Regions from separate parts of the Homo sapiens genome. Here all the other regions are linked to region 1. Evidence: chromatin loops called from intact Hi-C (ENCODE). Cell type or tissue: heart right ventricle. All regions are shown on one strand. Each heading gives the region's core, and the rest is flanking DNA. Links, peaks and the distances in the headings are about the cores only.

The links. A loop is a pair of places that touch in the nucleus more often than their neighbours do. Peaks named below come from ENCODE experiments on the same cell type or tissue, not always from the same donor. Only the 100,000 strongest peaks of a DNase experiment are listed, where the experiment ranks them.
Region 2: a loop joins it to region 1, with 4 times the contacts of the local background. A loop is called at or near these places in 57 of 110 quality-filtered maps.
Region 3: it touches region 1 in a loop (11-fold over the local background); 47 of 110 quality-filtered maps call a loop at or near these places.
Region 4: a loop joins it to region 1, with 4 times the contacts of the local background. A loop is called at or near these places in 43 of 110 quality-filtered maps.

The regions. Positions count from the first base shown.
Region 1 is chr10:24,356,641-24,363,992 of GRCh38, reverse strand. All of the region lies in intron 2 of KIAA1217, which reads right to left. Among named protein-coding and RNA genes, the nearest start is that of MIR603, 85 kb to the right of the region's middle. RefSeq lists enhancers at 3,315-3,374, 3,405-3,484. In heart right ventricle, for the core only: a CTCF peak has its summit at 3,272 (motif pointing right); a DNase peak (open chromatin) is centred at 3,292.
Region 2 is chr10:24,203,966-24,211,317 of GRCh38, reverse strand. KIAA1217 reads right to left here and starts at 2,180. Exons shown (of 21, transcript NM_019590.5): 1 at 2,055-2,180. The coding sequence starts at 2,124. RefSeq lists enhancers at 1,362-1,421, 795-1,994 and a silencer at 1,712-1,761. In heart right ventricle, for the core only: no CTCF peak of the experiment used is centred there; DNase peaks (open chromatin) are centred at 2,347 and 3,427; H3K4me3 peaks cover 2,739 bases; H3K27ac peaks cover 5,000 bases.
Region 3 is chr10:24,193,046-24,200,397 of GRCh38, reverse strand. It overlaps a transcript of KIAA1217 not described here. Among named protein-coding and RNA genes, the nearest start is that of KIAA1217, 12 kb to the left of the region's middle. In heart right ventricle, for the core only: CTCF peaks have their summits at 3,568 and 3,773 (motif pointing right); a DNase peak (open chromatin) is centred at 3,767; H3K27ac peaks cover 1,255 bases.
Region 4 is chr10:24,214,103-24,221,454 of GRCh38, reverse strand. KIAA1217 reads right to left here. Exons shown (of 21, transcript NM_019590.5): 2 at 1,546-1,829. Among named protein-coding and RNA genes, the nearest start is that of KIAA1217, 8.6 kb to the right of the region's middle. RefSeq lists an enhancer at 6,458-7,046. In heart right ventricle, for the core only: no CTCF peak of the experiment used is centred there; no DNase peak of the experiment used is centred there; H3K4me3 peaks cover 13 bases; H3K27ac peaks cover 2,996 bases.

The DNA of each region.
Region 1 (7,352 bases), core at 1,345-6,344:
AAAAAAAAAAAAGTGGATGAGACCAGAGTTGAGTGTTTTCAGTGAACTTCTGGATTATCTATGCTAATGATAATCAGTAGTTTATCACATATAAAGAGGTTAGATCAAGATTAAAAGAATGGGCCTGGTGCGGTGGCCCATGCCTGTAATCCTAGCATTTTGGGAGGCTAAGGTGGGCTGAGTGCTTGAGGTCAGGTGTGCAAAACCAGCTTGGGCAACACAATGAGACTCCATCTCTACAAAAAATACAAAAATTAGCTGGGCATAGTGGCACACGCCTGAAGTCTCAGCTACTTGGGAGGCTAAGGTGGGAGGACTGCTTGAGCCCAGGAGGTGGAGGGTGCAGTGAACTGAGATTGTGCCACTGCACGCTGCACTCCAGCTCGGTCAACAGAGTAAGACCCTGTTTCAAAAAAAAAAAAAAACAAAAACAAAACCCACAAAAAACTAAAGGAATGTTACTGAGAAAACAGGAAGACTCAACTACCTCAAGGAATGGCAAAAATAATAATACTGTAAAAATTAAACAGAAGAGCATTTATTATTTCAGAGACTCCTAATAAATTCATCAGCTATCATAAGAAAATGGCAAAAAGAAACTTCAGACATTGTTGTTGTACTAAATGGCACTTGAGATCTCTTTGAAAGGCTAAATGTGGCAGGAAGGGAAAGGGGTTCAGAGTTTCTTTCCTAATGCTGATGAGTCTGAGAAGAATTGCTCAAGAATAATAAATATTGGGTAACCACACAATGAGCAAATGTAGTGGAGAGAACCAGAAATGAATGACACACGTACAGTACTTCAAACGGTCTGAATGACAAGCGATATTTATTTTATTTCTTTTGCTATGTCTATTTCAGGGTTTTCTATAATAAATATAATTCTATAACAAGGCACAAAGAAAAGTATCAGTAAAGGAGGGAAAAAGTGAATTGTTGATCTCTAGGGAGTAACATCAGGAAACTCTGGAGGCTGCTAAAATTTAAGCACTCACCCAAAGTTCCACTTTTGTTCACAAATTAAAGATTTTCTTTTCTTCTTCTTCTTTTTTTTTAATTAAATTTGAGACAGTTTCACTCTGTCACCCAGGCTGGAGTGCAGTGGCATGATCTCAGCTCACTGTAACCTCTGCCTGGCTAATTTTTGTATTTTTAGTAGAGATAGGGTTTTGCCATGCTGGCCAGGCTGGTATCGAACTCCGGGCCTCAAGTGATCTGCCTACCCTGGCCTCTCAAAGTGCTGGGATTATAGGCGTGAGCCACCGCGCCCGGCCCAGAAATTAGAGACTTTCTGATGTCACTTTACATAGAGTCAAATTTTGACTCTCTGGAAGCAATTTAACCAGTTAGGAGACTAACCATGGTAAACGAAAATATATTCATAAAAAAATGTAAGATCTCATGAAAAGCTCTTTGTATTACAAATTGTCTCGGGTTTGTAATTGCACAGCAAATCACTGAGCCATCCAGCATATCTTCCAACATGAAGATCTAATCGCCAAAGCCTTAACTTAGATTGTTACTTATGTTTCTAAATCTGTGGAAGCACATTTCCTTTTCTTCTTCTTTTCTTTTACTGTTAATATCCTTATTCTCTATTTTACCAGTGGAGAATGTTTAGTATTAATTTCCATTTAGCTCAAGATTCAAGAAATGCAAAGTGCTATTTTTATCAAATTTCTGAAAGCCTACTGTCTTCTGCTTTGGAAGTCCCACAACAGCTCTTTAATTTCCTTAAGCCCCACTTTCCTCATCAGCAAGTTGGTGTGGCAATGGATCATAATAGGTTGCTGGGAGGATGAAGTGAGATCCAGGCATGTGAAACACTGTACACAATTCCTAACACAGACTAAGGATGCAAATGTTAGGAACTTGCAGATTTAAAAAAAATTGCATTCTCAAAAAGATGCTCTATTTTAACAAATGAACAAGAAGACAATTTTGCATATCTTTTTGATACAGCCATTCTATTTCTTTTTCTTTCTTTCTTTTTTTTTTTTTTTTTTTTTTGAGACAGAGTCTCGCTGTGTCGCCCAGGCTGGAGTGCAGTGGCCCGATCTTGCAGTGGCCCGAACCTGCAAGCTCCGCCTCCCTGGTTCACGCCATTCTCCTGCCTCAGCCTTCCGAGTAGCTGGGACTACAGGCGCCCGCCACCACGCCTGGCTAATTTTTTGTATTTTTAGTAGAGACGGGGTTTCACCATGTTAGCCCGGATGGTCTCGATCTCCTGACCTCGTGATCTTCCCGCCTCGGCCTCCCAAAGGGCTGGGATTACAGGCGTGAGCCATCGCCCCTGGCCCAGCCATTCTATTTCTAATAAAGAACCCAAGAAAATAATCTACAGTTATCTACAAGGAGGCCCTGCATGATATGGTATTTGCCCACACACAGTGGAACCAACAAAACCAGGCAACCACATGCAATGATGAAGTAGCTATCATGTAACAGGAGGGAAAGAAGTTCACACATATAATTAAGTGGATAAAATCATATTAGAAAACAATGGGCTGGGCACTGTGGCTCACACCTGTAAATTCAGCACTTTGGGAGGCCAAGGTGGGAAGATCGCTTGAGCCTAGGAGCTCAAGGCCAGCCTGCGCAACATGTTGCAACCTCATCTCTACAAATAATACAAAAATTCGCCAGGCATGGTGGCGTCTGCCTGCAGTACCAACTACTTGGGAGGCTGAGGTGGGAGGATTACCTGAGCCTGAGTAGGTTGAGGCTTCAGTGACCTGTGATTGCGCCACTACACTCCAGCCCGGGGTGACAGTGTTAGACCCTGTCTCAAAAAATAAAATAACATAAATAAGAAAAAAAAATGGCATGTGCTTGTGGCATGTGGTTTCTTTCCTTTGAGTCTATGTGCCTAGAAAAAAATAGGAGAAGGATATACACCAAAATATTAACACAAGTATTCTATGTGGGTCATGGGATTGTAAATAATTCTCCTACTCTTAGTCTATTATTTCTAACATTCCTAGAATATCCATGGTTACTTTTGTAATAAAATTTTTTTAAAAACTCCCGAGATGTAGCATTAAATTATTTGTGCTTGCTTTTCTGATTTGTTTCTACCTCCAAAAAAAAAAAACCACTTAGCATTGAAATAACTACTGATAAATTTGAAACAACAGGAGAAAAACAGGAGATTTGATTTGAGAGTTTTAAAAATGGGAAGAACAATAAAATCATATCTACATGCGTGGCCTCTTCATTCCTCGTCATTTGGCCATCATTCTGTTTCCTCACGTTGATTACGTTTCGAGTTGCACCACAAGGGGGTGCCCTGAACCTAGCGAGTATGATACAGTCTCCAGCATAATCAAAGGAGGCAGCTGAAATCCCAAATTCAAGAGGAAACAAGACACAGGTCAACTGATTGCTTTTGGTCCATCTTCATCCTCTCCAAATGCCCCCAAATGGCCCTGGTTCAAACTCGGGCTGAATGTAACCAGTCTGTGAAAAAACTGTAATGGGCTGACTGCTTGCATAGTTAAAGCCCACGATAGAAGGGAGAGGCTTGATTGCTGCAAGTCTAAGAGATTTCATAAAGTTACCACTGAGGAATAAAAAATTAGTAGCCTCATGACACAAAACTAAAGAATATAACAAGACCAAACGTTGGGAAATAGTCTTGAAAGTAATTCTATCTTGGCCGGGCGTGACAGGATCCCAGCACTTTGGGAGGCAAAGGTGGGTGGATCACTTGAGGTCAGGAGTTCAAGACCAGCCTGGCCAACATGGTGAAACCCCATCTCTACTAAAAGTACAAAGAATTAGCCGGGTATGGTGGCGTGTGCCTGTAATCCCAGCTACTCGGGAAGCTGAGGCACAAGAATCGCTTGAACCCGGGAGGTAGAGGTTGCAGTGATCCCAGATTGTGCCACTGTACTCCGGCCTGGGCGACAGAGTAAGAGTCTGTCTCAAAAAAAAAAAAAAAAAAAAAAAAGTAATTATATCCTAAAGATACACAGTCTGTCAGTAACTGGGGGAGCAAAGTAATTTCTGATTATTTGGGTTAAAAAAAAAGAGCTACTAAATTGAGAAATCTAATTGTAATATAATTCCTTTTCTAACTGTTTAAAATACTTAAAGATGGAATAAAATTACGTAGCCTTGTGAGACTTTATAAGTCACACTAAGAATTATAGTTGATATAACAATAATAAAATATAAAGCCTCAAAGACCTTCAAGGGTAAATAAACTAAAAAGCAGCAACATTTAACAAAAAAGAGTTCAGGGTGATATCCCAACAGCTTCTAATTCTAAGAATTTCTAATTTCCTAAGGAATCTTAGAATCTAAAGTAATCCTATAGTGAATATAGGATAGTGGTTGAAAGTATAATTTCTGGAAAGAGAAAGAACTGGGCGTAAGCTTCATTTTCAACACTTACTATCTGTGAGACTTTGGGCATATTACCTTAGGCATGTTTCATGTACACTTTCTTCATTCATGACATAGTAATAATGATGTTTATATTATACTTTGTTGTATGAAATAACTTGAGAAAAATGCTAAAGCCAATATCTGACATACAGTAATGCAGATTTATGAGCAATTTGAAATAATTAATATTCTCATCAAATGAAAGCTAAGTCAGGCATGGTGGCTCATGCCTGTAATCCCGACACTTTGGGAGGCCGAGGCGGGCAGATCACTTGAGGCCAGGAGTTGGAGACCAGCCTGGCCAACATGCTGAGACTCCGTATTTACAAAAAACACACAAAAAATTAATTGGGTTTTGTGGCACACGCCTGTAGTCCCAGCTACTTGGGAGGCTGAGGCACGAGAATCACTTGAGCTTAGGAGGTGGAGGTTGCAGTGAGCCAAGATAGCACCACTGCACTCCAGCCTGGGTGACAGAGTGAGACTCTATCTCAAAAAAACAAAAAAAAAAAAAAAAAGAAAGAAAGAAAGAAAAGAAAAGAAAAAAGAAAGAAAGAAAGTATTAGAATGAACAAACACATTGGCTAACTATAGGACGACTGTGATCTCATTCACAGATCTCAGGTACTATGTGGCCAATGGATATGTCTGAACTCCTGTGTGCTCCTGTTCTCATGGGTCAAAGTAAGGAGACTGATTTTTAAAAAAACAAAACAAGTACACTTTGTGTGTGTATGTGTATATATATGCATACAATGGAGTGCTGGCTTTCAAAGTAGTGAGTTTGAAGGGTGACAAGATTATTTCTATGACCTTGCCATTGCAATGCAAAAAATAAACAAACAAAAAACAAATTGCAAAGCAAACCTGTCATATACAGGGTGACTATTCAGCCAGTTTTCACTATGGCCAACCACTGTGTATGGCCACTGTCCTGACTGGACAACCCATGCCACAGCACAGTCATTGATCTTCAATTTTGTGTCTCAATATCCACCCTTCCTACTTTGATATAAGACTAAAATGATGCAATAGATTTATGAGAGCTTTGAAATAGTTAATATTCTCATACAAATGCAAGAGTGTATGAGAATGAACAAACACATTGGTTAACTATAGGAGGACTGGTATCACATTCACAAATCTCAGAGTTCTTTCCTAAGCCTCCACATTCCCAGTTAACAAAGAGTGAAATTGAAGTATCCCTGCCCGGTGTTCTACAAAGTGCCTGGGAAGAGTTGACCCAGGTCGTCTCTGCAAGTGTGACAGATACTCTTAGAACTGCCCCAACCAAGTGCAGCCCATGGACATCGGGATGACCAGTTCCTTGAGAACTCTGCTTATTTTTGCCTCCATAACATTTAAAACCCCTAGACACACTAGATACTTTACTTATTTGCTCACTTCTTATCTGTCTCCTTCCCCTTGCACCCACACACTGAAATGTAATGATCACAAAGGCATGAATATCTTCATCCACATCCACGCTGAGTTTTCACTTACAGAATGAATGAATGAAAGGCTGGAAGAAGGCATTGGTTCTTGGGAGTCTTGGCTCTGTGCAGCTTGCTTGATTTGGGGGCTTACCCCCTGACAGTAAACTACTCTTAGGGTCTGGGGAGTTTACGTGCATGGCTCAGGCAGTGGTGCCTACAGCCTCAAGCAAGCCTGCACACTTCACAGCCCTGGAACAGGCCCAATGCTCACATGGCCTCACCAGCCAACCTGCTGGGACTCACTTCCAGACACCAATCACACTCCAGCCAAGAGCATTCCAATCTATCACCCCGACTCCCCTATGCGTTATTGCTTCTTGGTCGCTCTCACACCTTGAAAGGAGGAAAATACTCATCCTATAAGGAATTTCTGTTTGGCAGGGTTTCCCTTCACAATTTTCACTAAAACGCCCCTTCCTTGGAACACGAAACTTAAGTTAAACAAAAATACTCAGAACCCCCCAAGAAAAAAAGAGCTTGCAAACCTCTGGTTTCTATTTCCCTCTCATTATTACAAAGGCTTTGTATTGTAAGACATTCCATCCTTGCTTCAATAGCTGCCTGCGGGTGTGCTGCTGCAGGGGAATTAAGCTTTGTGCTGGCATAGCAGGTGCCAGTTAACTCTTGCCCAGGCCCTAGTCCAAAGGGGCCTTGCTTTAGGAGTGGCCTTCTCAAGCTTGGGCCCGGCCAAAGGTAAGAATTTTAATAGGGAAAAGAGGTGGGATAAGACATAAGATGATTTATTGAAGCTAGTCCAGAATGCACTTCTGATTCTCCCTTTTCTTCCATAGGAAACAGGCCCAGAGTGTAGAAACTCACAGATTCTGACCAGCTTGCATCCAAAGCAAGGTGATTCGTACTACTCCAGGCCCAGGCAGCCAGCTGAGGGATGCTTCTGAGTGTCTTGTCTTCCTCTACCTACAGTGGGCAGGGGCTGGCCTTCATACAAGGTCTACCCTGAAAGTTTCCATAATGGCTGGCCGTGGTACGAGTGGGGCATCTTATCTTGCCACTCTATGAGGGAGAGGTAAGGCTCAATGATCTGGAGAGCACTGGGCTGAGAGTCTGAGACCAATTCTTAGCCCAGGCCCTGCCTCAAACTCATTGTAACTTAGGCATTTATCTGGCCCTTAATTTCCTTATGCATTAAAATGAAGACTTGGATTAAACCTTTTTGGCAAATTTTAGCTTTAAGTTGCTTTAGACACAGATGGCCTCTGTTTTAGTCCGTATCATGTTGCTATAACAGAATACCACAGTCTGGGTAATTTATAAAGAAAATAAATTCATTCCTCATGGTTCTGGATGCTGGAAGTCCAATATCAAGATGCCAGCATCTGGCGAGGGCCTTCTTGCTGTGTCATCCCATGGTGGAATTGTGGAAGGGCAAGGGAGCATGTGTGTGAGTGACAGAGGAGGGGGCCCAAACTTATTCTTTTCTTAGGAACGTGCTTCCAAGATAAC
Region 2 (7,352 bases), core at 729-5,728, 150 kb after region 1:
GCTCTAGTCCTTACAATGGTTTCATGGGCCCTAGGTGATCTGGCCTGGGATTACCTCTCAATCTCTTTTCCTCCCATCCTTCTCCCATGTTCTTGCTGTTCTTTGAAAACATTACATCCCTGCTGTTACCTCTCCTGTCTTTGTTCAAATATCACTTCAGCGAAGCTCTTTCTAATAATCCTATTTACAGTTTCACTCCTTATTCCTTTTCCTGCTTTATTTTTCTCTGTAACCTTATTTCCATCAAATAGGGTTGCCAGATAAGATACAGGACTGCTCAGTTAAATGTGCACTTTACATAAATAATGGAGAAGTATTTTTAACATAAGTATATCCCAAATATGGCATGGGATATACTTATACTAAAAAAAAAAAAATTCACCGTTTACCTGAAATTCAAATTTAGCTGGGCCTCCTGTATTTTTATTTGCTAAATCCAGCAGCCGTGCCATCTAACATGCTATATATTTTATTTATTTGTTCATTGTCTGTCTCTACCAGCTCCCCACCCCCTGAAACTTGGTCCTTACACTGGAAGTTAAATGAAGGCAAGTATTTTTAGTCTGCTTTGTTCACCACTGGATGTCTGGCAGCTAAAACAGTGACGTCTACATAACAGATGCTCAATATTCACTGAATGAATGAATTAGTGAGCAAAGGAGCACACTGTCTCAGGCTGACCATCCTAGCCTCTGAAGCCTCTGAATTGCCCTGATTGTTGGAAAGTCATTTCTTAAATGGATCCCTTTCTAATGGCCCCTCTAGAATCTGAGTCATCTCTTTCAGGACAGGCCCAGAGGTTGAATTCCTGAAGTAGGATCCTGTCCTAGAAAATGGGGGTGGGGGGTTGCGGGGGTCAGGGGGACGAGGTAGCCTTATCTTCCACTGGATGCCACTGACCCCGGTAGCCTGAAGGAGAGTGCTGTGCTTTGGCAGCACGAAGGCAGACACTTCGACAGATGACTGTTCAGACTCAGGGATTCTCCAGCCATTACAAAACTTCAAGTTTTCTGCATTTCACTGGGGGATTTCTATCTCTTGTCATTGTAAGTTCTCCTGACTGGCTTAGCTTTGCATTTTCAGCGTGGATGAGTCATGTGTTACTTCCCTTTCACATTTTCATAAAACACACACCTTTTCCCCTGTGCATAATCCCTACTCCCACGCACAGCACTGCACTCCCGCACGTCTTTTTGTTGTGTACTGGCCCCTGCATGAACCTGAGGGAGGGTGGGGCGGGTGGTCCAGGGCTGTGTGGTTTATGAACATGCTGCCTATAGGATCCCACAGAATCAGCTCTTGGCATCACAGGCATCAGATGCCAGAGAGCAGGGACCTCCTCTGGCCACCCAACCCGGTGCGAAATTTCTTTGGAACAACATAAGCTTCTGGAAATTCCCTACGGAAAAGACAAGTCTATTATAAACACAATTAAAGGGAAACTGCCTGGAGAAAATTTACCAAAATTGTCCAACAACTCCCAAGTTTTGAATTAAAACATAAAAGAAGATCCAGAGTTCTATCTATCACCCAGATGCTCAAGCCCTCCCCTGCTGCTCGGATCTGTAAAATAAAACATGCCTGGTTTCTGTGATTTAACTCTAAAATTCTGCACAAACTTTGCAGCCAGCATGCATCTGCCACATGGAATCCCCCAACCAATGAATGGAAGCTGCGGTCCTAGAGACAGTTTCACAAAAACAGCTCCTTTCTCCCGTGGCTGGAGCCCCGGGGGGAAATGATTAAAAGCTGCTTAGTGATTTATTTGTCATTGCTTAGAGATACAGCTCATGCTGATGGCTCACTGCACTACAAATGTGACATCACCCCACCACCTCTTTTGCTGCTTAAGAAAATCGTGCCAGAGATAAAGTCAAGCCTAAGAAATCACAGTTCTCTATGCTCTACTCAGTTTGGAAAATGTACCATCCCAAGAAATTGCCTTTTTTTTTTTTTTCCTTTGCCGGGTCCCAGAGCTGCAGTTTATAAAAAGCAGCAAGCGGCAAGGGGCACGCGTCCCTGTAACTCCATCTTTGAATGGGTCTGTTACTTACCCTGCATCTGTCTTCTGTCTGCTGAGTAAGGAAGGCACGGCTCACATTTCTGGCTTTCATTTTCTTCCATTGTCTCTGCCTGCCGCAAAAGCTCCTCGCTCTCTGGAAACTTCAGAGCGCAGTTCTAAAAGCTCCCAGAAAGCGCCTGGGAGGGGGCCCGGGGCTGGGGAGGAGGGGACGGTGCGAAACCCCACCCCAAACTATTTTCCACTCCGGTGCAAAGTCTCCCTCGCCCGAGAAAACTGCATTCCAGCGCGGGGCCTCTTGGATCTCCCCTGCCCCTGGCCCTCCGTCCCTAGGTCTGTCCGTCCGTCCGTCCGTCCGTCCTCAGGCGCGCTCTCCGGGGACTGGGGGCTGGGCTCTGCCAGGGCAGGGCGATGCGGGGGTGTGGGGGGGAGGCCTCAACAGGTGACGGCCTCTCCTACCCACAACTGGGCCTGCCTGGTTCCACTGCTGCAAACCACCGAGGCTCTGCAGCCGAGGAAGGAAAACATTTCACACATGATTAAGGCCGAGAGCCTTCGCTGGGAGCCAGTGCCCTCATCTCTTTAATCTCAGAGGCAGAGTGAGCCTCCCAAATCGGGTGATCCACATATTAAAAAACAGCAACCTGTTGAACCTCCCAAATTTCAGTGAACTCCCTTAAAAAAAAATCCCAAACAATTTGAAAGAAAGAGTATATGCTGAGTGTTGTAAGTAAGCACTTTCCGGCACTAACTTTTTAGGGCCCGATTAACATCTATGAAGAGGTATAGCGTCATTTGCACACAGTCGATTTCAATCACTTAATCTGGACTTTTTAAAAAAAAGTTTCTACGTACTTGCTCACTTTCTCAGACTCCTCCCTCCCCCAACACACTTACACACACACACACACACACACACACACCCAGCCCTTAATCACAAATCTGAAAGGTAAACTAGTAAAGTCAATCTTCTGAAGCTCTCCCAGTTAACGACTCCAAAAATCTGAAAGACAGTGAAAATGCATTTCTTTGGACAGGCAGAGTTACAACCAACATACTTCTCCTTTTAAACCACCTACAAATATTTATTTTGTTCTTTACCCAGTCCTTGAAAAACTGGCAGAGTTCCCAGAGAGTGAAAATAGGAGGCATGATGTCCGAAAAAAAAAAAAAAAAGAGGATGGGAAAATAATTTAGGCAACATTAGCTCTGCGATGTCAGATATCTCAGAGTAACACAGTAGCTAGGAGGAAGAGCGCGATTTTGTAACCTGTAGTAGCCCCGTCACAGGAGGGGTAAAAAAGGACAATGGTTAGTCTGGTGACCATACTTTGCCCCAGTTTACAGGGCATTCCAGCAAGGTTTGAGATTGATTTAGATCAAGAATGTGTGCTGAACAATGGCCAGCCTATGTTCCAGATTGTGACCTCGAGTGACCTGTGTGTTTTGGCAGTGGGGGTGACGTATTTTGGCCATTTAAGACATAAGGATGTGGAAGCACCTAACAGACAAAGGATGTAGGCCAAAAGGAAAGGAGACATACCAGGAAGTGAGTTACACTCACGTCAGGAGGGGAAGAAGAGAGCCCCTCAATTCTTAACGGGATTTTTCTTGAAATCCAAGAAGACGCGGTGAATCTTTCAAAAAATTAAAGCAGTGCCTCGGCAGCCTGAATAGAGGCAGTGGGATTTGCAGGGCAGATAACTTAAGGTCTCTATGACTTTGCAACAGAATTACCTGGCAATCTTGCTTTAAGGAGGAACTAATCTTACACAGTTTCTGTCCTGGTGGCCCCTGGGCAAAGGCCAGATGAATCTAGTTTTAACCTTATTATTTCCTTAGGTGCAAAATGTTCATGAAGGAGGGCCCTGCTGTGTTCAGCCTTTCAGGTCCAGATCATCCTGATTCTTGTATACTGTTGTGTATTTGTCTTTAAAGTATTAATGCTAGGAAGAGTGGGGAGGAGGGTGGGAGAAAAGTATGTGTGTGTGTGTGTGTGTGTGTGTGTGTGTGTGAGAGAGAGAGAGAGAAACACTGTAGCAGGAGATGCAGCAGCCCAAATCAGATGTCCCGCAGCCTTTGGTTGTGACCCCAATCCCCTTGCTCTGGTGTCCAGAGAGCCCGTGCTTAACAGCTCCTACCTGTCATTTGGTGTAGCACAAAGGCAAAAACCCCAGGATGAAGGAGGCAGCAGAGGGCTGCCACAGCCGTTGGCAGCCACAAACAGCACCCTGCCCCAGGGCCCTCCTGGCTAGCTCAACCCAGGCAGAAAAGATCCATTGGCAGATGCTGATTAAGATTTCCTGGGGGCTGTTTGGAAGGTGTCAGAGCAGTCTTTCAGGCCTCTGTTGACCCCTAGATGGACAAAAATAGGGAAATGTCTCCCACCAGGTCTGAACTACCATTTTCCAGGCAGCCCAAGGAACCCCCTTGGTCAGCCGACCTTGCTTTCCAGCTGCTAGGACCCTCCCCTCCCCCATACGGGCCAAGCCCACTGCCCTCTCTGCTGATATTCCAGGAAACAAAACTCTGTGATATGCACAACAGAAAAAGGCATTGGGGGAAGAGAATTAACATGAATCATTAAGGATCATGAAACCTAGACATGTATTTATGGTAAAATAATGTTCTTTTGAATGATCAAACTTTCTGACCATTCTATAGGGAAAAGCTTCTATTGGATTACTTACTGGCCTTTTGTTCCTCCTTAAGAAGAGGAACTGAAAACAATTTGAGAAGGCACTCTATTTGCCCTTGCACCGACTATTCCATATCTTTCTCCAAAGCACAGAGACCTTCCTAACAATTTAGCACTGATTGTCAGTGTCTCTGGAAAACAGTAGCTGTATTCTGCAATCTATATAAACCTGGTAACTCCGATCTTCATGAAAATACTCTTATTGTCACTGCTGTTACTGTGGAGATGTTCTTCTTTCTGGAAGAAACACTATTTGAACTAGAAGTAGGTGTATTTCTTTCTGGTTTAATTTAATTTCTGGGCTTAAAAATTGCTATTACATTGCAATCTGCCTACTGCTATACTTTGAAATTTGCTGTGAAAGGCATAAGGAAAGCGGGAAGAACTTGAAATCTGATTTTCCTCCAGTCATATAAAGAACTAGAATAATAATAATACCAGGAGGCTAAGTTTTCAACTCCGTTTCTGTTAACAGGGAAAGGTGCAAGACTATTTCTTGGTTAGTGGTTCCATATGTTGCAATTCATGACTCAAAATGAGCTACCACATAAAACAAATGTCATTTAAAAGGAAAGACAAGTGACGAGATAAAAGAGTGCTGTAAAGACAAATGGTGATTTTGCAGTCATAGCTAACCCGTTACAGAACTGGACCATTATTGGTGTTGATAACGCAACGTAAATGGCATTCACCATAAAGAGAATTAATCACAAAAATCGTAAACAATTGCATATGATTTCTCAGCAGGCCAATTATAGGGTTGTGGAAAGCATGTCAACTTCCTTCATGTAAATTTTTCCTTTTTTCCTTCTTTCCTTTTTTTTTTTGAGACAGCATCTTGCTCTGTCACCCAGGCTGGAGTGCAGTGGCATGATCTCGGCTCACTGCAACCTCCACCTTCTGGGTTCAGGTGATTCTCCTGCCTCAGCCTCCCAAGTAGCTGGGACTACAGGCACATGCCACCACGCCCAGCTAACTTTTTGTATTTTTAGTAGAGATGGGGTTTCACCGTGTTAGTCAGAATGGTCTCGATCTCCTGACTTTGTGATCTGCCTGCCTCGGGCTCCCAAAGTGCTGGGACTACAAGCATGAGCCACCGCGCCCGGCATTTTTTCCTTTTTTTTGAGACGGAGTTTTGCTCTTGTCGCCCAGGCTGGAGTGCAATGGCGCGATCTCGGCTCACTGCAACCTCTGCCTCGAGGGTTCAAGCAATTGTCCCGCTTCAGCATCCTGAGTAGCTGGGATTACAGGCATGTGCCACCACGCCTGGCTTTTTTTTTTTTTTTTTTTTTTTTTTGTATTTTTAGTAGAGACGGGGTTTCACCACATTGGCCAGGCTGGTCTCGAACTCCTGACCGCAGGTAATTCGCCCACCTTGGCTTCCCAAAGTAATCACGCTGGGATTACAGGCGTGAGCCACTGTGCCTGGCCTATGTAAGTTTTTCAACAGAGAAATCATTGCAAGAACCAAGAGTAAGTGGAATTGCCCTGATACATATTTAATATTTTTTCACTTTAAATCCTATTAAGAACCAGATAGTTGAAAATGACTTGACATCAGGACACAAAAGAAATAATTAATGCTTGCTGAAGTCCTTAAAATGTACTTTTCAAAGGCATTCATAACTGTGAGAGTCAATTAAAACAAAGTGAAAAACAAAGAAGTCAACAAAAGTGTTTCAACCAGAGGCCTCGTGTTTGATGTGTTCCACATTAACTGTTTCTAAAAGACAGGCTGCTATGGTATGAGGCCCTGTAAGTCAGAAATAAAGGATTTTTAACAACTGGGATAACATTTGCTTAAATGGATGATCTGGCGCATGTGAAATGTGGGCTCTCCAATCCTAGTTTTGACAGCAATGTGTCAGGTGGTTAGGGTGACCTTATACTTAGTATAAACCAGCATTTGTGAGAGGGAAAGTAGACACTATTAATAATTACAACTGGACAATAAGACACCACGACTGTCCCTGGCAAACCAGCACAGATGGCCACCTATGTGTGATCCCAAGATAAGCCCTCTGGGCGCCTTAGGTTTCCAAATGTGAGGGGAACATAATGATACTGTTTGAGTTTCCCAACAAAGACCCTATAAAAGAATCTGAAACAATAATTAAAAAATAATTAATCTTAAACAATAATTAGAGCAAAGGTGTGAGCCTCACACGGACCGTATTACAAGCCCCACTAACAAACAATTTCGCAGATTCCATAGTATAATACATTTCTATATGACTCATAGATCAAAACAGAATTTTCCCTTCTGCGTTAAGAGCAACAATTTCACCAGGTAACCTCCAGCATTCTCTCCAGAGGGTAACCAATCTTCCCTTACTTAAAGTCCTTAAAATTCCAGTGGCTCCAAGGAGATCCTGCCAGACAATAAGTGAGGTGCCCAGGAGCCCCTCGCCACCCACCAACACTCAAATCTCCCTATGAAATGTCTTGGAACTCTCCTGCTACTCCACACAAATTCCTCATGTGGTCATATGATGTGAAACTACACATAGATCCAATGTGTTAATACTTTAAGCATATTTGCTTTCTTTTTAAGAGAACCCATTGATGTTGGTTTTTATTATGGTTTCTTTTATCTATTTTAAGTTGGAAGATAGATGCTGGGCAGCAAAGACC
Region 3 (7,352 bases), core at 1,626-6,625, 160 kb after region 1:
GAGGATCACTTCAGCCCAGAAGTTTGAGGCCAGCCCAGGCAACACAGCGAGACCTCATCTTTACAAAAATATTTTCAGAAAATTAGCCGGAAGCCCGGGAGTTTGAGAGTGCAGTGAGCTGATAGCTCCACTGCACTCTAGCCTAGGAAACAGCGAGGCCCCATCTCTTAAAAAAAAAAAAAAATTAAAAAATAATGAAAAAAGTGACAGCAACCAAAAGCCATGAGGCAACACAAACCAAAGAAAGAGAGAAAAGGAGAAAGAGAGAGATCAGCAGAGCAGACCGCGTAGCAGCAGGAGGTAGAGAAGGAAGCAGGAGTGGAGACATTGAAGCCTGGGCAGGGGTGCATGGGGGGGAAGGACAGTGTACTGTGGGTTTCCCAGAGTTTCTGTCAGCCTGATGCCACTACTGCTGTATCCTAAATGTTATCCTAAAATATGTATATAAATATATAAATAAAAATATATAAAATGTCTCCTAAATGCTGCTCAGGAGGCTTGGGAAAGCCATTTCCTGTTTTTCCTTACTTCCAAATATAAATAATAACCCAAGGTTCTTAGGTTATTAGTATGTCTATTTCTTGTCACCTGAGCCAGTCATAATCTATGAAAATCAGGACATTCACGTGGTCAGTTTACAGAATCACTTATGAAATAAAATAAATAATAAACACAGTTTGATTCATCTTTAAAAACAGACACATACACACACAGCTTTGTCTTATCTTTTCAAAGGTTTCAATTCCATAGTTAAAAATTGCCATTGGTTGCACATAAAACAGTCAACTGTAGGCTGAATTTGGGGAAAGAATAAAACCTGAAGAAAAGGAAACAGTGAAAATTACTTTGTTTCCCAAACTTCAACAATTTCTCTTCGGCTATAGTTTGAATGTCTGTCCCCGCCACAGCTCATGTTGAAACTTAATCACTAATGTGTGGCAATGTGGAAAGGTGGGGTCTTTAAGAGGTAATTGGGTCAAATTCTTACCATTTATATTAGTATTAACTTTATACTGACTTGCTTAAAATATTAAGCTTCCTCTCATCTATATTATTGTTAGATTCTGGGTTTGATAAAACAGTTGCATATTTTCTTACATCCTGTATAGTAAATATATAACTATTAAAATGTAAAATGTTTTGTTTATTTAATTCTTTTCTATTTTGAGAAAGGGTCTTTCTCTGTCACCCAGGCTGGGGTGCAGTGGTGCAATCACAGCTCACTGCAGCCCCAAACTCCTCCAAACTCCTGGGCTCAAGTGGTCCTCCCAACTCAGCCTCCTGAGTATCTGGGACTACAGGTGCACACCACCATGTCTGGCTAATTTTCTACAAATTTTTTATAGAAATGGGTTCTCACTATATTGCCCAAACTGGTCTTGAATTCCTTGCCTCACCTGGTCTTTCCACCTCAGCCTCCCATAGTGCTGGGATTGCAGGCGTGAGCCACCACACCTGGCTTGTTCATGTAATACTGAACATTGCCTCCTAAGGCCTAGTAGTTCGGAGAGTACTGCTTTAGGCCAAAGATGATCAATTCATCCATCTCGTTACTCACTCACACCTTCAGTTTTTCAAAAAACTATTAAGCCCCAGTTTGCCAGTGGTGGAGGCCAAGGATGTTGACATTGATCAGAGAAGCCGTAGATTTTTGAACATTTGTCGCACTTTCTTTGCTTATATGTGAGCCTCTTTCATGAGATTTATGAGGTCACCAAGGAGTAAGACTAGCTTTATTGTCTCTGAATCCCCATTTCCTACCACAGCCCGAGGCACACACAGATCCTGAGTAAATGCTTTTTTTTTTTTTTTTTCGAGATAAGAGCAGTGGCACGATCTTGGCTCACTGCAACCTCTGCCTCTCGGGTTCAAGCAATTCTCCTGCTTCAGCCATCCAAATAGCTGGGATTATAGGCCTGCACCACCACGCCTGGCTAATTTTTGTATTTTTAGTACAGATGGAGTTTTGCCGTGTTGGCCAGGCTGGTCTCAAACTCCTGACCTCAGGTGATCCACCCGCCTCAGCCTCCCAGAATGCTGGGATTACAGGCATGAGCCACCACGCCCACCCAGTATCCCAAACATTTCCATTTTATGTTGAGGTCAGAATCCGATTAATGAAATCCTGAACACCAAAGAGAATTAGCTGAAGAATTCTCTGTAGCTGAGAAGTGGGGAAGAGAAGGGCAGTAAGCTTCTGGAATCGGACAGAAATATTACCCACTGATAATGGGACTCTTTAAAACAACACAGACTCATAACATGTTTTGAATAATGGCATTCGGTCACATCAGGGTTACCTGGTTTACCAAGGAGAAAACTCATAAGCAACACAGCACAGAGGTGGATGCATATGTTTGGATATTCACTCAATAGGCTCACAGACCAATTCAGAGCACCTGCAAAACCCCAGGAGGGATGTGATAGGAAAGATGATGGAATGATGGTGGATGTGGCAGGACAACTATCCGTCCCATGCATTCCGCGCACCAGGACAGGTGTCAGGTCCATGCATTTCATGCACAAAAAGCTTGAACTGTGTCCTGCAAGCACCATGGAGTCATGAACAAGACAATAGCAGACTAAGGACATGATCAGATTTGTGTTTGAGATAAATCTGTGTGGAGAATGGATTTGAGAGAAGCAGGAAAAGAGATTACAATAAAGTTTCTGTTACAGTAATTCAGGAAAAAATATGTGAGATTTGAAACTAAGGGAATTATAAAGATAAAAAGAAGGCAAAGCTTTGAGAAATACTCAGGAAGTAAAATTGGCAGGATGTAGAAATTAAATTGCACATAGGGTAGTGGAAGTTGGGAGATGCTCCAGACTGCTGAACAAACTCAGGTTATGTTTCAACATTCCGCCTCAGTTCTTTTCCCTGATTGACTTTGGTCAGTGCTACCACAAATAGGCCCAACCCAACTATTTCCAAAACAAGTTCACTGCTCTAATAGGTTTCTGTTGGTACATTCTTTCAATGTCAGCAAGTCAGCATTGCACGTTCTAGAAACAGGGATGAAAATTCAACATTCTGCCAACACCATCTTTTTTCCATAAGTCAGAAATGGCTCCAGGCACATCACATGGCATTAATTTTGTACCATATGCAACTCTGATTGATTACTGGGTGCCGAATTATAAATAGTTGTCAAGAAGTCTAATGACCATTTATCAAAAAAGATGCTGAAACCGTGTATATATGAGTTATAAAGAAAGGATGTGGCAGGGATATTAGTTTAACTAAAAGGTCATTGGTTATATAGATCCCCTCACAGTTCTCAAATTTCTGCCTGTGCCTAGCTGTGTGTTCAGTTTGCTTTGGGTACAATTTCTAGAACTCTGTGCAAACTCTTTCGTTTAACTCCATATCGTAGTGAAGGATGTGAAGTGTAATGATGCTTAGCACCTGGCACGGTGCCTGGCATATAGTAGGCACTCCAGAAATATTTGTTGGGTAAATGAGTGTAAATAAAGGCAACCAACTCTAGGCAGATTCAATCCCCAGGGTGTGAAGCCAGATTTTCCCCTATTAGCCCAGGAGCCCCATAAAACAGCTGGAGGCTACAGGGGAGCAGCGCAGCATCTGCACCTCGGCCCTGTCTCTACGCACCGCTCAGACTGGTTTTGGGGCTTAGATATGCCTGGACCTTCACCTTCCTATGTATTTTATTATTACTTCACTTACTGCAGAGTTAGTGCAATGGAGAAGTCCAAGGGGACGCAACTGTCACCAGCAGGAACGCAAACCCCTGTTTAGGCATATGGCCACTAGGGGGCGAGAGAGTCAAAAGGCTGCATATGAACGTCAGCCTTGCCCTCTTCAAGGTGTAAACTTTTTCCTGAATTTCCAATGAAAGCATTCTTGGATTTCTTCTCCCTAATCATCCCCGATACTTGGTACAGCAAGAATCAGGAATCATAGTAATATTTTACCCCCAAGCAATTGTAAACATCCACTTTTGGCAATGCTTTTTGTTTTCTAATAAAAATGTAAACATGAAAACAGAAATCAGGAAAATTTCCCAAGATTGATTACTGTTTTGAGCTGCCTCCTGTGCAATTGCCTGGAAGCTGTGAGGCCCCAATGTGCTCCTTCCAGGCACTGTGACCAGAGACACTGCGCGTTGGGTGGGGTTGCCAGGGAAAACACAGGATGCCTAATTAATTCAAATCAGGTAACAATAAAGCCTTTAATGTAAGTATGCTCCAACTTGTGAGGGCAGTGTGTGTGTGTGTGTGTGTGTGTGTGTGTGTGTGTTTTGAGACAGGGTCTCACTCTGTCACCCCAGCTGGAGTGCAGTGGTGCAATCATACCTTGCTGCAGCCTTGAACTTCTGGGTTCAAGCAGTCCTCCTGCCTCAGCCTCCCACTAGCTGGAACTACAGGTGCACACCACCACACCTGGATAATTATGTAAAAAAAAATTTCTGTAGACATGGAATCTTGCTGTGCTGCCCAGAATAGTCTCAAACTGCTGGCCTCAAGCGATCCTCCTGCCTCAGCCTCCCACAGTGCTGGGATTACAGGCGTGAGCCACTGCGCCCAGCCAATACATATTTTTTCAATGACATAATCAGCAAAGCCCTAGTTCTTTGTAAAAACTAACAAAAACCAAAGCAAAACCTTTCCTAAGTTCCCTTTCTTAGCACATTTCACCTAAAAGATTTGCTCCTCAGTGGCTCTCCCCAGAGCCACTTCCTTTCCTGGCGGATTAAAAACAATTCTCATTCAGTATCTCGCTGTCATCAGATTTTCCCATATTCTGACTTTCCTGGGAGCATTTTCACATATTATCTTAGTGGCTCTGTTGCCCTCTGATTCCAACCTCCCTCTGTTCTTTTCTGGAGGTAGAAGTCCTGAAACAGAAACGCTTATCCCCAGTCCCAACAATTAATCCCCAAAGAACCTTCGAGACAGGGCAGGTTCATGGCTGCCTCGTCCACAAAAGCCCTGTTTTCTGGGTTCCTTGTCTTGGGCAACCTGCAGAGTCAGAGCCATCATTGAAGGATGATTTGGGCTTCAGCTGGAACAAGGAGAAATACTCCTGAGCCATCTCCTAATGGTTTTCTCGGTCAGGGTCTGGATTAAGAAGACATGGCATCTTGTAGCTGGAAATACAGGAAGCTTAATAAAAGGCACTGCAGAGTTTCCATGGGACTGGACAGGGTTTTGATCATACTTCCAGGGATGCTGCAGTCCAGGGACAGGGACTCTTACTTCTCCTAGGCCTGAAGGAGCAAGAGGAGAAAGCTCATTCCCCAGCCCAGAGAGAGAGTCAAGGGGAGGGTTGCCTGGAGGAATCTGCCTTCCCTGGAAGAATACAGCCCACCCAGGGTGGCCTGGCAGGGAGGGGACCAGGAGAGGAGGAAGACAGCCTCATTCTCCTCTTGGCCTCCAGCACTTGGAAGGAGCATGGAGGGATAAGACTGGGGACTTGTTATCCTCGTACAGAGAAGAACAGTCATATACAATAGAAATAAAGACACGGGCTGGACACTGTGGCTCATGCCTCTAATCCCAGTATTTTGGGAGGCCAAGGCTGGAGGATCACTTGAGGTCAGGAGTTTGAGAGACCAGCCTGACTAACATACTGAGACTCTTCTCTCTAAAAAAAAAAAAAAAAAAAAAAAAATTTAATTGGCTGGGTGTGACTATAGGTGGTGCATGCCTATAGTCCCAGCTACTGCAGAGGCTGAGGCAGGAGGATCGCTTGAGCCTGGCTGAGATGGGAAGATCATGGCTGCAATGAGCTGTGATCATGTCATTCCACTTCAGTCTGGTTGACAGAGCGAGACTGTCTCCAAAAACAACCCCCAAAACAAAGAAAAGAGGCTGCCTGTGCTAAGGACAAAGTGAGCTGTAGACACACCTGGTTTGGGAGTTCAGCAGAGTGAAAATAAAGGCCAGAGGTCAGGTGGAGTGGCAAGTGTCCGTAGTCCCAGTGACTTAGGAGGCTAAGGTGGGAGGATGGCTTGAGGCCAGGAGGTTGAGGTCTGCCTGGGCAACATAGCAAGGGGAAGGAAGGAAGGGATGAAGGAAGGGGAGTGGTGGGGTGGGGTAGGGGAGGGGAGGAGAGGGGAGAGGAGGGGAGGGGAGAGGAGGGGAGGGGAGAGGAGGGAAATGAAGGCCAAGATTGGTGGGAAAGGTTTCATAGGTTTGGTAATGTATTTATAGGCTCCTTGGAGATTATTTTTCATTTTTATTTTTTAAGATGGAGTCTCACTCTGTCACCCAGGCTGGAGTGCAGGGGTGTGATCTCAGCTCACTGCAACCTCTGCCTGCCGGGTTCAAGTGATTCTCATGCCTCAGCCTCCTGAGTAGCTGGGATTACAGGTGTGCGCCACCACATCTGGCTAAGTTTTGTATTTTTAGTAGAGATGGGGTTTCGCCATGTTGGCCAGGCTGGTCTCAAACTTCTGACCACAGGTGATCCATCCACCTAGACTTCCAAAGTGCTGGGGTTACAGGTGTGAACCACCGCACCTGGCCTATTTTAAATTATCTCCAAATGAAGAAACCAAAGTACATGAACATGCACGTGACTGCTTTGTGTGTGTGTGTGTGTGTGTGTGTGTGTGTGTGTGTGTGTGTGTAGAAAACGCTGCAGATGGAGTTCATACAAAAAAAAAAATCCTTGAGTACTGTGATCTGCTCTAACTGTCAAATGTTAAGAACTGAGCACTTTCCTCATTTACTGTTGACCCAGATGGAGTTATCTGGATTAGCGCAGTTCTGCATGGCGCAGCTCGTTTATTTCCTCAAGAAGAAACAATTTAAGCCATTGTTCATGTTCAGGTTAGATAGCAACAATTTAGAGAGTTCTCCCCCACAGATAAAGGAAGATAAGTATTATCTGACCTGACCATGGGGAAGATGAAGAAACATCTAACGCTGTGTTTATAGCTGAGCAGGACAGATCGCCAGAGATAGGACAGCAAAGACCCCATTGTCTACACAGGGCTACATTTGGATCAGGGAGGAACAGCTTCTGAAGCAGCTATTGAAATTGAACACTGGTATAACATCTTGTATCTGACTGTTGCTTCATAGCAAATTTTCTCTCCAGATAAGTCCGCAGGACTCCTATAAAATCAGAGTTATAAGATTTGTATCTTTACTGAGGGAACCTTAAGAAGCTAGAGCTTTTTAGCCATTAATAATGTAAGCTTAGGTTAGGTGTGGTGGCTCATGCCTGTTATCCCAGCACTTCAGGAGGGGGAGGCCGAGGTGGGAAGATCGCTCAAGCCCAGGAATTTAAGACTAGCCTGGGCAACATAGCAAGACCCCGTCTCTCAAAAAAATTTTTTTTAATTAACTGGGCATGGTGGCACATGCCCATAGTCCCAGTT
Region 4 (7,352 bases), core at 971-5,970, 140 kb after region 1:
TGCACCTAACTGGGAAGACAGCAGACTTAAAACACTGAGCTTTCCTCCCTTGTGTGGAAATCAATATCATCCTGCCCTCCTTCCCACCCCCACCCGTCACATATATGGTTAAGTGCTTTCTGCTTCCTTCCCTACATTCTCCATACACAAAGGTCAATCTGGTAACTCGCCAGTGAGGTCGGTAGAGGAGGCCTCAAATCTCCTGTGACCCCAAACTTGCTCTATCTGCTAAAAGTAATTGCACACAGCCAAGAAACAAAAACATCCCTAGCCACAGTTGGGTAATGTCTATATGACTGTCAAAATAACCAGAGGAAACAGGTAGGTGAAGACAGAAAGCTAGCACAAAGCAACGCATGCAGAAGGAGCACATCTGTGATTCAAAAGAAAAAAATGCCAGGCACAGTGGTTCATGCCTGTAATTCTAGTACTTTGGGAGACAGAAGCAGGAGGATCACTTGAGGCCAGGAGTTCAAGACCAACCTGGTCAATAGAGAAAGACCCCGTCTCTACTACCAAAAATAAAAAATGAGCCAGGCATGGTGCTGCATGTCTGTAGTCCTAGCTAGTCAGGAGGCTGAGATGAGAGGATCTTGAGTGCAGGATTTCTAGGCTGCAGTGAGCTATGATGGCACTACTGCACTCCAGCCTGGGTAATACAGCAATAACCCATCTCCAAAAAAAAAAAAAAAAAAAAAAAGGCCGGGGTGCAGTGGCTTACGCCTGTAATCCCAGCACTTTGGGAGGCTGAGGTGGGCGGATCACGAGATCAGGAGATCGAGACCATCCTGGGTAACACGATGAAACACCGTCTCTACTAAAAATACAAAAAATTAGCCGGGCATGGTGGCCAGTGCCTGTAGTCCCAGCTACTCAGGAGGCTGAGGCAGGAGAATGGTGTGAACCCGGGAGGCAGAGCTTGCAGTGAACCAAGATCGCACCACTGCACTCTAGCCTGGGCGACAGAGCAAGACTCCATCTCAAAAAAAAAAAAAAAAAAAAAAAAAAGAAGAGCAGAAACAAAACCCTAATGTCAGCTTTTTAAGGAAAAGGAGTTACCACAAGTCTGTATCTGTAAGATCTATTTTACCCTGAAAATACATTTATGTATTTGTGTATTCATTCATTCATTACTTCATTCATTCACAGTGCTAAGCACTCCGTGCTTTCAGGGTACACGGTAGTTGGTGCCATGCTTTCCTCAGTAGATAATACCCCTTCATTCCCTGCACTTTAGATGTGTTTAGATGTGTTTGTGGTTGAACATGGGAACACTCTTTTGGGGAACTGCATACTCTCTAGGCCCTTCCTCTCTGGCCTGGCCTCCTGTTCTCTTGCTGTATTGGCAAAGAAGACTGAGCTTGCAGGCAGAAGTTTTCTACACCCGGCTTCCTCCTCCCAAGGCCCCAAAGAAATCCAGAACAACTAAATAGTATGCACAGTCCACTAAGCTATCCTTTACCTTTTACAAAGAAAGTAAGTTTGCTTTCCTCGATGTTCATTAGAGAGCGAGCTACACAAGGAGAAATGAGAGCATATTCGTACCTGGTCTCTCAGCCTCTCTTGGTGACCCATGATTGCAGAGGCGTGGTGGGGGTACTTCTGCTTCAGATGTTCTAGGAACGCTTCTCTCTTCCGATCCATCTCAGATGTTTGCATTCCCAGTATTTCCTTGGAACTTCGGGGCCCCCCTAGGGTGTGTCTCCTTGGGATATTGCGGGAAGACTTGGAAACTGAACCACGACTGTTTCCATTAGAAAGGCGTTCCTTGGTTCTGCGGCATTCTGCATCTTCTGGTGATGTTACATGCAGATTGCCTTTGCCTTGTTCTGAAAGACAAAAAAATTCGGTTCACAATTAATGATTTCACACTAGAAGTCTCATTTGCAGAACACCAAGAGGGTTTGCGGCAGTTGTTAATGTATGAATGTTAACTTCGCAAATCTTTTTTCTTTTTCTTTCTTTTTCTGCTTTGCAGCAGTCAGGGGAGAAAATCCACAATCAAAGAAATATGAAAAATCGTACTTTAGAAATAAAGATGTTCATTGGGCATGGCGACTCCTGCCTGTAACCCCAGCACTTTGGGAGGCTAAGGCGGGAGGATCGCTTAAGCCCAAGAGTTCGAGACCAGCCTGGGTAACATAGTAGACCCCTATCTCTACAAAAAATTAAAATTAGCCAGGCGTAGTGGTGCACGCCTGTGGTCCCAGCTTCTCGGGAGGCTGAGGCAAGACAACTGCTTGAGTCCAAGAGGTCAAGGCTGCAGTGAGCTATGATCGTGCCACTGCATTCAAGCCTGGGTAGGTGACAGTTGTGAGACCCTGTCTCAAAACACAAAAACAAGAAAACCCTCAAGAACACTTGGTTAGGCTACTTGTGTGCAGGCAATAGGGTTATTCCTTATCCTTGTCTGTAATTATAGAAAGAGTTAACTCCAGTGATTCTGATTATTTCTGTATTTTTAATAACAGTTGCATTCTGGTAACAGGATTCTTATATAAGCTCAGTCGGGTTTCTGAAACATTTGCTTCATCACCAAGAACAAAAATAGCTATCACCCTGTACGTAAGTAATCATTGACACATGTGAACCATTTGAAAATTTTATTTTCTCATATTGGCATAAACCAAGCAAGCATAAGAATACCATCAGAAGTAACAATCGAGGGCCAGGCGCCGTGGCTCATGCCTGTAATCCCAGCACTTTGGGAGGCCGAGGCGGGTGAATCACGAGGTCAGGAGATCGAGACCATCCTGGCTAACACAGTGAAACCCCGTTTCTACTGAAAATACAAAAAAATTAGCTGGGCATGGTGGTGGGCACCTGTAGTCCCAGCTACTCGGGAGGCTGAGGCAGGAGAATGGCGTGAACCTGGGAGGCGGAGCTTGCAGTGAGCCGAGATCACGCCACTGCACTCCAGCCTGGGAGACAGAGCAAGACTCCGTCTCAAAAGAAAAAAAAAAAAAGTAACAATCGAGGAGTTATAAAGTAAAGGCTTAGACAAATTTTACTTGAGGTGGACTTTACCTAAAACACAGTGAAAAGGAAGAGCAATGGTACATCCTGATAGCCTGGACCTAAGACATCCTGCCTTCTGAGCTGGCTTTGAAGGGACAAGTTGGTTTCTGCTAAGAACAGATCAACCAAGTCATATGATGTCAATGCTGAGAGTGGGGAGCATGTAAAGGGAATCTCCATTCATCCTCGATGGTTGGGAGATGGGGTGTCAGGTATGAATATTCCAGCTAGCTCAGAAAAAAGAGTTACTTTTTTAAAAAAAACAAATAGATTAGGGAGAAAAAGTAAAACATTCAGAAGCACTTCAGGAGTTAGACAGGCTCTCTTCATGAAGTCAGGCTCTTCACGAAGAACAGTTCTTATCATAAAGTATTGCTGATATAGGCAGAATAATGTTTCCTTGTCCACTGAATTCCCTGGAAAAAGTACTAGGCTGGATCTCAGGAATCTTGGCTTTAATCCGACATTTAGAACAAATGATGTGACCTCTCTCAGTGTCATTCTCTTCATGAATAAAATGAAGACGACTGAACTAACATTAGGTATGCAAAGAGCCTTCTACCTCTAAATCTTTTAAAACTATTCTAATTTTTTTAAAAATAAGTTTCCAATAGAAGCATATTTGCCAATTATTTATCTTTACAAGTTAAGTGCAGAAAAATACAGATTTAATATTTGGGAGTTCTGCTCAGTTGAATCCCAGATAAACAGAGAACCAATCCTTCACACTAGTTTTGCAAAGCAACAGGTGTTAAGAGTCTAGGCATAAACCAGTTTCCTGAAAGCAATGTGACCACCACTCTTTCCCTTGTCTTTGCCTAGAAAGATCTGTATATAGAACTCTAGGTATAGATGCCCGTTGGTTGGGCAGAGAAAATATTTTCATCTCAGGCTGGTTTTCCTGTTCCAGTCTTCTAACCCTTGATGTGTGTTCTGGGAATAATTCTTCTTGTTTACCCTTCAATTCTCATTACATTGCTAATTATAGCATCTCCATCAGACACTGATGGGGAAGGGAAGGAAAAGCACAGCCAAATTAGTCAATTCTTCTACTTTTCATTAGTTTCAGCAGTAAGTTTACAAGGAGAAGAAGATGGAACTATTGGTTTAAAAGATATTGGGGGCTAAACTGTCATTTCATTTATTTAGGTTGCGCTTCCAACACTTAGACTCACATCATGGCTACCTTTAAAATGATCTCTTCCTTAATAACAGAGAAATAACAGGATCTACTGAACAAAGCTAGATGCCAAAAATGCTGTCTCTCAGGTTGATAAATACCTGTGCAATCTGAAGAGGTTTAGCTTTATCTTTTGAGTGCTGTGCATGTGTTTCATATCAGCCAAAATTGTTGTATACTTGATCTAACACTCTTGCCTTTTTTTTTTTTTTTTTTTTTTTTTTTGAGACAAGGTCTTGCTCTGTCACCCAGGCTGGAATGCAGTAGCATGATCATGGCTCACTGCAGCCTTTACCTCCTGGGCATAAGCAATCTTCTTGCCTCAGCCTCCTGACTAGCTGGGACCGCAGATGTGTGCCACCACATCTGGCTATTTATTTTTATTTTTATGTATTTTATTTTATTTTTTACCTTTTTTTTTTTTTTTTTGGACACAGAGTCTCACTCCATCACTCAGGCTGGAGTGCAGTGGTGCGATCTCAGCTCACTGCAACCTCTACCTCCCGAGTTCGAGCAATTCTTGTACCTCAGCCTCCCGAGTAGCTGAGATTACAGCCGTGCGCAACCATGCCCGGCTAATTTTTGTATTTCTAATAGAGATGGGGTTTCACCATGTTGGCCAGGCTGGTCTCGAACCCCTGACCTCAAGTGATCTGCCCACCTCAGCCTCCCAAAGTGCCGGGATTACAAGTATGAGCCATCACACCCAGCAATGCTATTGACTTTTAAGTGGAATTGGAAGATTAGTTTTGACATTATTAAGAAAATATATTTTAAGTTATCCAGGACAGCTAGATGAATTAACAGGATTGAGCCTCTGGAAAGGTGATTTCTTATGCAGGCATACACACATCTGTCTACATACACACATACAGCCATACAGATAAACATCCATGCATGTCCAACGGCAATAACGGCAGAAAGTCGCATCCTGCCTTACTATGCTGCACAGGCTCATATGATCTATTCTGTTTCATCCAAAGAGCATCAAGAGAGTTCAAGACAGCCGGGACAATAAACCCTCTTTCTTCTTTGAAATGAGTTGGGAAGGGAGATGGAAGGGGAGAGTTTTGGGGGTCAGAGCCAATCTTCAGTCCACATTAATCTTTGAGCAGCCCTGACTTACTGGACTAGACTCATCAGACCCCTGTTTTTTTCCTAGCACTTTTCACCTCATGTTGCTTTTCTGTTTTTTCTCTTTCTTGTGGATTTTTCCAAAATATCTCCAGTTGCTTAACAAGGATTGATGCGATTTAGAGGAAAGGTACAAAAAGCATCAACCACTAGCAAGGCTAGAAGGCTCAATGCAGCCACTTGGCAAACATCGGATTGCCTTTGGAGCTCACTCCTTCCTTTTGTCTCAATTTCCTGCCTTGTGCCTTCCACCCAATGCCCAATGCTCTATCATCCTGTCTGCCTCCCCTCCTACCTCGAGGCACCTGCTCTCCTGTCACCAGCACTCAGAGCCACCTAACGCCACTTTCCACACAAAGGCACTTCAGCACATCTGTCACTTGAGCCTTTTCCTCGACAAGGCTCAGCTCTTGGAAGCGTCAAGCCCCACACCTGGGGGAGAAGCAACAACTCTGCCATTCCAGCCATTTAAGGAGAATGTGGTCTTTTCAGTGGAGAAAAACTAAGAATGATTACAAACTAGAGAGGGATCAGGCAGAGGACATTTAGTCACAATTCCACAGCCATGTTGTCAGAGATCTGAGCCTGGCCAACTCCTCATTATCCACATGAATAGAGAAAAGCTCAAGTGTGGATTATCCAAGTCATCAAAACAGAAATACAATTCGATTTCTTGTTTGGAATGCGCTTTGGTGTTAACATTTAAATATGGGTGTGTCTAGCTGTTCGCTATTCTGGGAATCCTTGTCAAACAAAATAATGAAGCTGTAGCATGAAGGCAAGGCTTGGGCTTGCTGAAAGGCAGTCCTGTTTCCCTTTCCTGCCCCTCCCAGCCTCTGCAGAGCCCAGGGCAACTCCTCCTGGGAGCTCACTTCAAGCAGGGCAAAGAGCAACATAGGAGCTTAAAGCCGAGCAAAATCCCTGGAACATTCCCTGGAGAAGTGAGGACAAGGCAGGCAGAAATGCTAAAGGGACACTCTTCAGGAATCCAAGGAGCTCCCAGGCTAGGATTTGGCATTCTGGAAAGAAAGCATAGAAAGTAGGGGCTGGGGCAGACACCAAACACGCAGAGGCTCATGGAAGATGGGGCCTCCTCAAGGAGAAAGCCGCACTGCAAGTCCGGCAGGCAGGCAACTGCAGGCGCTGCCAAGGCCAGCTTCTTTGCCACAACTCGGGTTACTCTGGCTGGGTCAGCTGACCTGCAGCAAGGGATTTGGGGCCTTGCACCACTCAGGCATTCCACACCTGCTCCAGAGCCAGCAACAGTGCTGATGGCTTCCCTGAGATCCTATTCCTGGGTCAAGATTAGGTAGGCCACAGACTCTTAGGGAAGGCATCCCTCACTTCTTTCTAGTGGCTTCTGGTTAGCTGTCTCCTTCTCAATTGTGCTGAGAAGCTCTCTTGTCATAGGGAGCATCATAGGGAGTTGCTGTTTGGTCTGGTTGTACAACCTCTCTGGGTGTACCGTGGCAGAGACAGCCCTATGTGTTCGACCAGAACGCTCTTCTGCTGCACACAGAGGAAGACCACATTTTCCAGCCATCTCCATCTCACTGGGTCCTTGTACTAATTCCAGTCAATGTATTGTGGGCAGAAGCCATGTGGGCCACCTTTTGTTGGGGCCCCTAGACCTCCCAAATAACCTTCCACGTTCTCTCTCTCTTTACTCTTTGGCCAGTTGAATACAAAGGATCCAGCAGAACCCTCCAACGCCGTGGGGGATGCCATAGTGACAAGGCAGGAGGAGCCTCATCGGCCACCCAGGAAATCCACCTGGCCACAGAAATCACACTGTGCTGTGTCTGAGTGAACAATTAACCTTAATCATGCAAAGCCACCAAGATTAGAGGGTGGTTACAACAATTAGCCTATCTGATTAATACACATAATCGGTTAGCAGGCCGCAGAATCCTACAGCATCCCTCAGTTTTCAAGCTCCCTTGTTTTTTTTCTTTGTTTGTTTTTAGAAACAGGGTCTTGCTCTGTCACCTAGGTTGGAATGCAGTCATGCAATCATGGC